Regions from separate parts of the Homo sapiens genome. Here region 2 is linked to region 1. Evidence: read pairs that join two places in POLR2A ChIA-PET (ENCODE). Cell type or tissue: HCT116. All regions are shown on one strand. Each heading gives the region's core, and the rest is flanking DNA. Links, peaks and the distances in the headings are about the cores only.

What was found. Peaks named below come from ENCODE experiments on the same cell type or tissue, not always from the same donor. Only the 100,000 strongest peaks of a DNase experiment are listed, where the experiment ranks them.
Region 2: POLR2A ChIA-PET joins it to region 1 with 5 read pairs; 2 of 35 experiments call an interaction of 5 or more read pairs at or near these places.

Annotation. Positions count from the first base shown.
Region 1 is chr1:172,869,819-172,872,745 of GRCh38, forward strand. No RefSeq gene overlaps it. Among named protein-coding and RNA genes, the nearest start is that of TNFSF18, 180 kb to the right of the region's middle. In HCT116, for the core only: no CTCF peak of the experiment used is centred there; a DNase peak (open chromatin) is centred at 1,543; H3K27ac peaks cover 2,500 bases.
Region 2 is chr1:172,932,692-172,935,618 of GRCh38, forward strand. No RefSeq gene overlaps it. Among named protein-coding and RNA genes, the nearest start is that of TNFSF18, 120 kb to the right of the region's middle. In HCT116, for the core only: no CTCF peak of the experiment used is centred there; a DNase peak (open chromatin) is centred at 1,350; H3K4me3 peaks cover 1,664 bases; H3K27ac peaks cover 2,500 bases.

The DNA of each region.
Region 1 (2,927 bases), core at 99-2,598:
ACACACACTTGCCATTTGATCTAGGAATCTCAATCTTAGTTATTTGCTTAAGAGAATTGAAAAAATATATTCACAAAATCCCATATATAAAATGTTTATATTTTGTGCTTTATTCATAATCACCCAAAATTGGAAATAACCAAGATGCTCTTCATCAAGTGAATGGATAAACTGGTATATCCATGGAATGGACAGTTATTCAGTAATAAAAATAAACTATAGATTCATGAAATAGCACAAACAAATCTTAAATGTATTTTTCTGAGTGAAAGAAGCCAGATCCCAAAGGTTATATGTATGATTCTATGTGTGACATTCTTGAAAAGACAAAATTATAGACACACAAAAATCCAGATCATTTGATACCAGGGATTTGAGGAAGTAGGAAGAGTTGACTGCAAATGGGCTGCACAAGGGAATTTTTGGAGTGACAAAACTAATCTGTATGGTACCATGGTGGTGAATACATCACTATGCTTTTGCTAAAACCTGTAGATGTATACATTACAGAGAATAAACTTCATTGTATGCAAATATAAAAATCACCCAAGATATTGATGGGATCCCAGGATGGAATGCAGACTGTATCAAATGAATCTGATTGTACTATGAATGAGATGTCTTTCCTCAAGGCGATAAAGGAAAAACATGCTATCTCAGACCAGAGGAGACTGAGGAAGTATAAAAACAAAATACAGTAGGGTGTGTTGGGTTGGCTCCTGGAACAGCAAAATACATGGATAGAGAAACTGAGGGAATCCACATAGAATCTGGAGTTTAGTGAATAGTGATGTACCAATGTCAGTTTCTTAGTTTTGGCAAATGCACTATTGTAATGTAAGATGATGGCGTGGAGGAAACTGAAACTAGATGAGAGATATATGAGAGCTCTGCAACTTTCCTGTAAATCTAAAATTATTCTTAGATGAAAAGTTCAAATTAATAAATACATACGAATCAATAATATATACTATATGTACACTGATTTTATATATTCTGAATTTTTAGATCCTGATATATATGACTGAATAAATAAATGAGGGAAAATGAACAAATCTTCCTTACAAATTATTTTCAAATAATAAATGTAGAAGCAATGAGGGGAATACAAAGTTACCATCAGAACACCAAAGTAATAGTTGCTACAGTGGTGAAAAGGACAACAGAGAAAGAAAACTGAGAACAACTTCACCTATGACTTAATTTTGCCTCCTGTGAGCCCTGATGATGGGAAGTAGCCATTATTATACTAGCATTTACATAACATACATCAAAGAGTTTTCACACATATCTCAACTGATGTTCATGGCAACCAGAGAGGTAAGGCTTCTCAAAGAGACCAAGGTCAAACTAGGTCTTAACTTTCCAAACCCAGGGTTATTCCCCAATTCCTGCTCCCATCTTACAACTAGAGAGTAACCTGCATGGGAATGGGTTTGAGAAGGAAGGGCTTTAAAAAAATCATTTATATTGAAAAGATCAGAGGAAGCTCACTTTACATGATGACTCAGAACTAGAAAGTGCTGTCCTGCACACACACCAGGACATCTCTGCTATGAAATCACATAGACACATCATTCTCTCAGCCTCTGGGTGTTGTAGAGTATGCTGGGAGAATAAAGAGTGAGGACAAAGGTCCACACCTATTCTGCACAAAAGCCCTATGTCCTTCCCTACTGAGTCACCCAGGAGTGACTTAAGACCTTTGTCAACTTAAGACCTTTGTCACTTAAGACCTTTGTCAACTCCACTTAAGACCTTTGTCAAACTACCTCAAACTTACAGGAAAGTTGTTGACAGGATGCCCTGTTACATCTGAAAACTTTAGTATGTATTCATAACAAATAAGGAAATTCTCCTATATAGCCACAAAACGACCATCAAAATCAAGAAATTAACACTGGGATTTTTTTTTTTTTTTTTTTTTGAGACAGGGTTTCACTCTGTTGCCCAGGCTAGAGTGAAGTGGCATGATCTTGGCTCACTGCAACCTCTGCCCCCCAGGTTCAAGTGATTCTCCTGCCTCACCTCCTGAGTAGCTGTGATTATAGGCACCTGCCACCACACCTGGCTAATTTTTGTATTTTTAGTAGAGACAGAGTTTCACCATATTGGCCAGGCTGGTCTCGAACTCCTGACTTCAGGTGATCCACCCTCCTTGGCCTCCCAAAGTGCTAGCATTACAGGTGTGAGCCACTGCGCCTGGCCCAACACTGAGATATTTCTGTCATTCTATTCTAACCCTCACTGAAGTTTCAGCAATTGTCCCACTGATGTCTTTTAGAGGAGAAGGATCCAGTTCAGGATTACATGTTGCATTTAGTTGTGTCTCTTTAGATTGCCTTCATCTTAGTCTTCTCTTCTTAACTTTCATGACCTTGACACTTCTGATGATTGCGGGTTTGTTATTTTGTAGAGTGTCTTTCAATTTGATTTTGTATGATGTTTGATTAGATTAGATTCATGAATCTGATTGTTGAAACATGGTGAAATTCAGGGTATTCTTTGGCAAATATAGCACTGAAGTGATGCTGTGTTCTTATTTCTTCCTATAAGATGACATACAATTTTGATTTGTCATATTACTGATTATGTTAATTTGGTCCTTTGATTAAGGTGATATTATCCAGGCTTGCCAGGATAAAGTCACTCTTTTTTCCTTTGTAATTCATACGTATGTTGTGGGACAATGCTTTCAGGCCATGTAAATATTCTATTCTTCATAAAACTTTATTTCTTCATCTTAACATAAGCTCATAGATTTCTATTTTATTCCATAGATTAAATGCATTTACTACCAATGTTTATTTTAGATGTTCAAATTGTCTACAGTTTGGCCAGTGAGAGCCCTTTAATCTGGCTTCTGTGTCCTTTTGATGCAATTCTATTATTCTTTGAGCACTTTCTTTCTGGCATAGCAAGATATT
Region 2 (2,927 bases), core at 259-2,758, 63 kb after region 1:
AAGCTTTAGCATGTATTAGAATGACCTGAAAAACTTATTAAAACACAGATTGCTAGACTCCATCCCAGAGTTTTGTGAGGTGGGGCCTAAGAATCTGCATTTCTACATATTCCAAGGTGCTGATGTTGTCACAGGTCTGAGAACTATGCTTTGAAAATCACTGATCTACAGAAATGGAGTGACAGTGAGAAATGGGCAGTCATGATCAAAGTACACTCCTGCTTGCTATACTTGTACAATGCTTACTAAATATAAAACCAAGTTAACTTGAACATCAAAGGCATCTTAAATGGGGCACATGCCAAAAGGAGGAATTACAGCTGAAAAGTTGGAATATAGGGAAAGTCAATTCCACCTTCTGCTTGAAGATGGTATCAGGTCTAGGAACGTGGGGTTCTGGGATAATCCCATGGAATCAAATCTTATGTGATGTTCTGCTTCATTTTGATTGCAATCACTAGCTTTCTTTACCCTGAGGCTAGTTCTTCAGTTCCCAGTATGGCACACAGTGGGCTGAGTGGAAGGGACAAAGGTGAACTTCTCAGGGTTACTGTTGGTATTCATCACCAGCCTAAGAACAGAAAAACACAGCCAGGAAGAGAAACTCAGGTGAAACTGGACAGCCAGAGCAGAAGTGGCTCCTAGATAGTGGCTCTAGAAAGTAAGGTATTTTTAAATGTTTGGGGGGATTTATATATTAAAAAAATAGAATTTAAGAAGTCATTAATTAGGTTTTGGTCTTGATGTAGGTTGCTTAAGAAGAAAAAATCAGTTTCATTTAGAGGCCTGTTTTGGAGATTGGTTCTTACCTTGTTGGAATAGAGATAGCAGACTTGGGCCGGGCGTGGTGGCTCACCCCTGTAATCCCAGCACTTTGGGAGGCTGAGGCAGGCAGGTAGCTAGGTCAGGAGCTCGAGACCATCCAGGCCAACACGGTGAAACCCCGTCTCTACTAAAAAAAATACAAAAAAATTAGCTGGGTGTGGTGGCGGTCGCCTGTAGTCCCAGCTACTCTACTCAGGAGAATGGCGTGAACCCGGGAGGCGGAGCTTGCAGTCAGCCAATATCGCGCCACTGCATTCCAGCCTGGGCAACAGAGCGAGACTCTATCTCAAAAAAAAAAAAAAAAAAGAGAGAGAGATAGCAGTCTTGGCCTATGGACTGGATTCTTGTTTCGCTTGTGATATCACTTTTTCCAGTCACTGATTTGGAATATTTGCGTTTTTTAACTTCTCTTTGTCAGATCTCAGGCTGCCTGGGAGGTTGAGGGTAGGGGTAGAAGAGGGATTACAAAAACCTGGCAGCCTCCATGGACTCACACTATGGGTACACATTAGAAATACACCAGGGAATGGAAGATGAGTCACAGCCATGCTGAGTCATGCTGGCCAGATAACTATCAGAAGGATTTCCTGTTTGCCTGCGAGGGACACAGATGATAAATTATTTTTCCTCTTATTTAACCCATTTGTGTTAATAATAACGTCATAGATGGTGTATCCCTTGGTCCATTATCAGAACTCTCTTAGTTTAGTCTTCCAAATATAGAAGGAACAATGGGACACAGGGTCCTGAAGTGAGTCTGTGCCTTATTCGGTAAATTTGATGCAAGCATCTTTGCCTTTAAGTGCAGAGAATGTCAGTCTTCTCACACGGAATGGGGAAGGCTGCTTTGTGTACTTCCCCTGACACTACAGCATCCAGATGGCCAGTCATCTGGGAAGAGGAGAGCAGAGTTACAAAGGAGACAGAGTCAATGATAAGTTCAGAGGCCTAGGAAAGTTTATTTAACCATAATTGTCATCACTGAGTGAACAGGCAAAGAACCCGCATTAAGTCTTGCTCAATTTCTAGAAGCAGATTCCCAAACGTGGATGTGCCTATGCATCCATCTCCTGCGATGCTCGTGATCAAGGTAAATTCCTTGCTTCTATGCATAGTCCTGGAAGCTGATTTTTTAAAAGACTCCCTTCCTCAGTAATTTTGATCCACTTTGGAAAACATTGCCTTGGATGACATCCTCTTCTGGGCCTAGTCATTGAACATGTTGAAAATTGTAATGTCTGCAACATGGAAATGTACAGCTAAAATTTACACTAGAAATGACTTGTATGTATGGTAGAGGATAAAAGTGGGGATGAGAAGAAAAGAGAAGAGGAGCACATTAGGATCAACAATTTTAAGGTACTGAAGAATGTGAGCATTCTGTAAGCCACAAATTACCATGCTATGAAGCTTCAAATTGCACTTATGCCACTGGCCAACATATACATTCATCATTTGTCCTGCTCTATCATGGAAAGAATGGATAATTTACACTGCTCTTGATTTTTTAAATGAGATTCACATACCATAAAAATCACTATTTTAAAATGTACAGTTCAACAGTTTTCAGTATATTCACATAACTGCAGATATCACTATCTAATTCCAGAATATTTTCATCACTCTCAAAAGAAATCTATGCTTGAATAATCCATTTCCTATTCTCCCCTCCAACCTCTAGCAACCACTAATTTACTTCCTGTCTCCATGATTTGCCTATTACGAAAATGCTGTATAAATAGTATCATGGAAATGCTGTATAAATATGTGTGCTTTTGTGACTGGTTGCTTTCACTTAGCATAATGTTCTCAAGGATCATTCATGTTGCAACCTGTGTTAGTACTTCATTCCTTTTCTGAGAGTAAGTTATATTCCATTGTATAGATATACCACATTTTTATTTATCCATTAACCAGCTGATGGACACTTGAGTTGTTTCTACTTTTTGGCTATTCTGGGTAATGCTGCTATGAGTGTGTGCACATTTTTAGTGAATATATGATTTCATTTCTCTTGAGTATATACTAAGAGTAGAATTGCTTGACAATATGGCAATTCTATTGTTTTCTTCATATAACCAAAGGAATTCTTCATAAAGTTG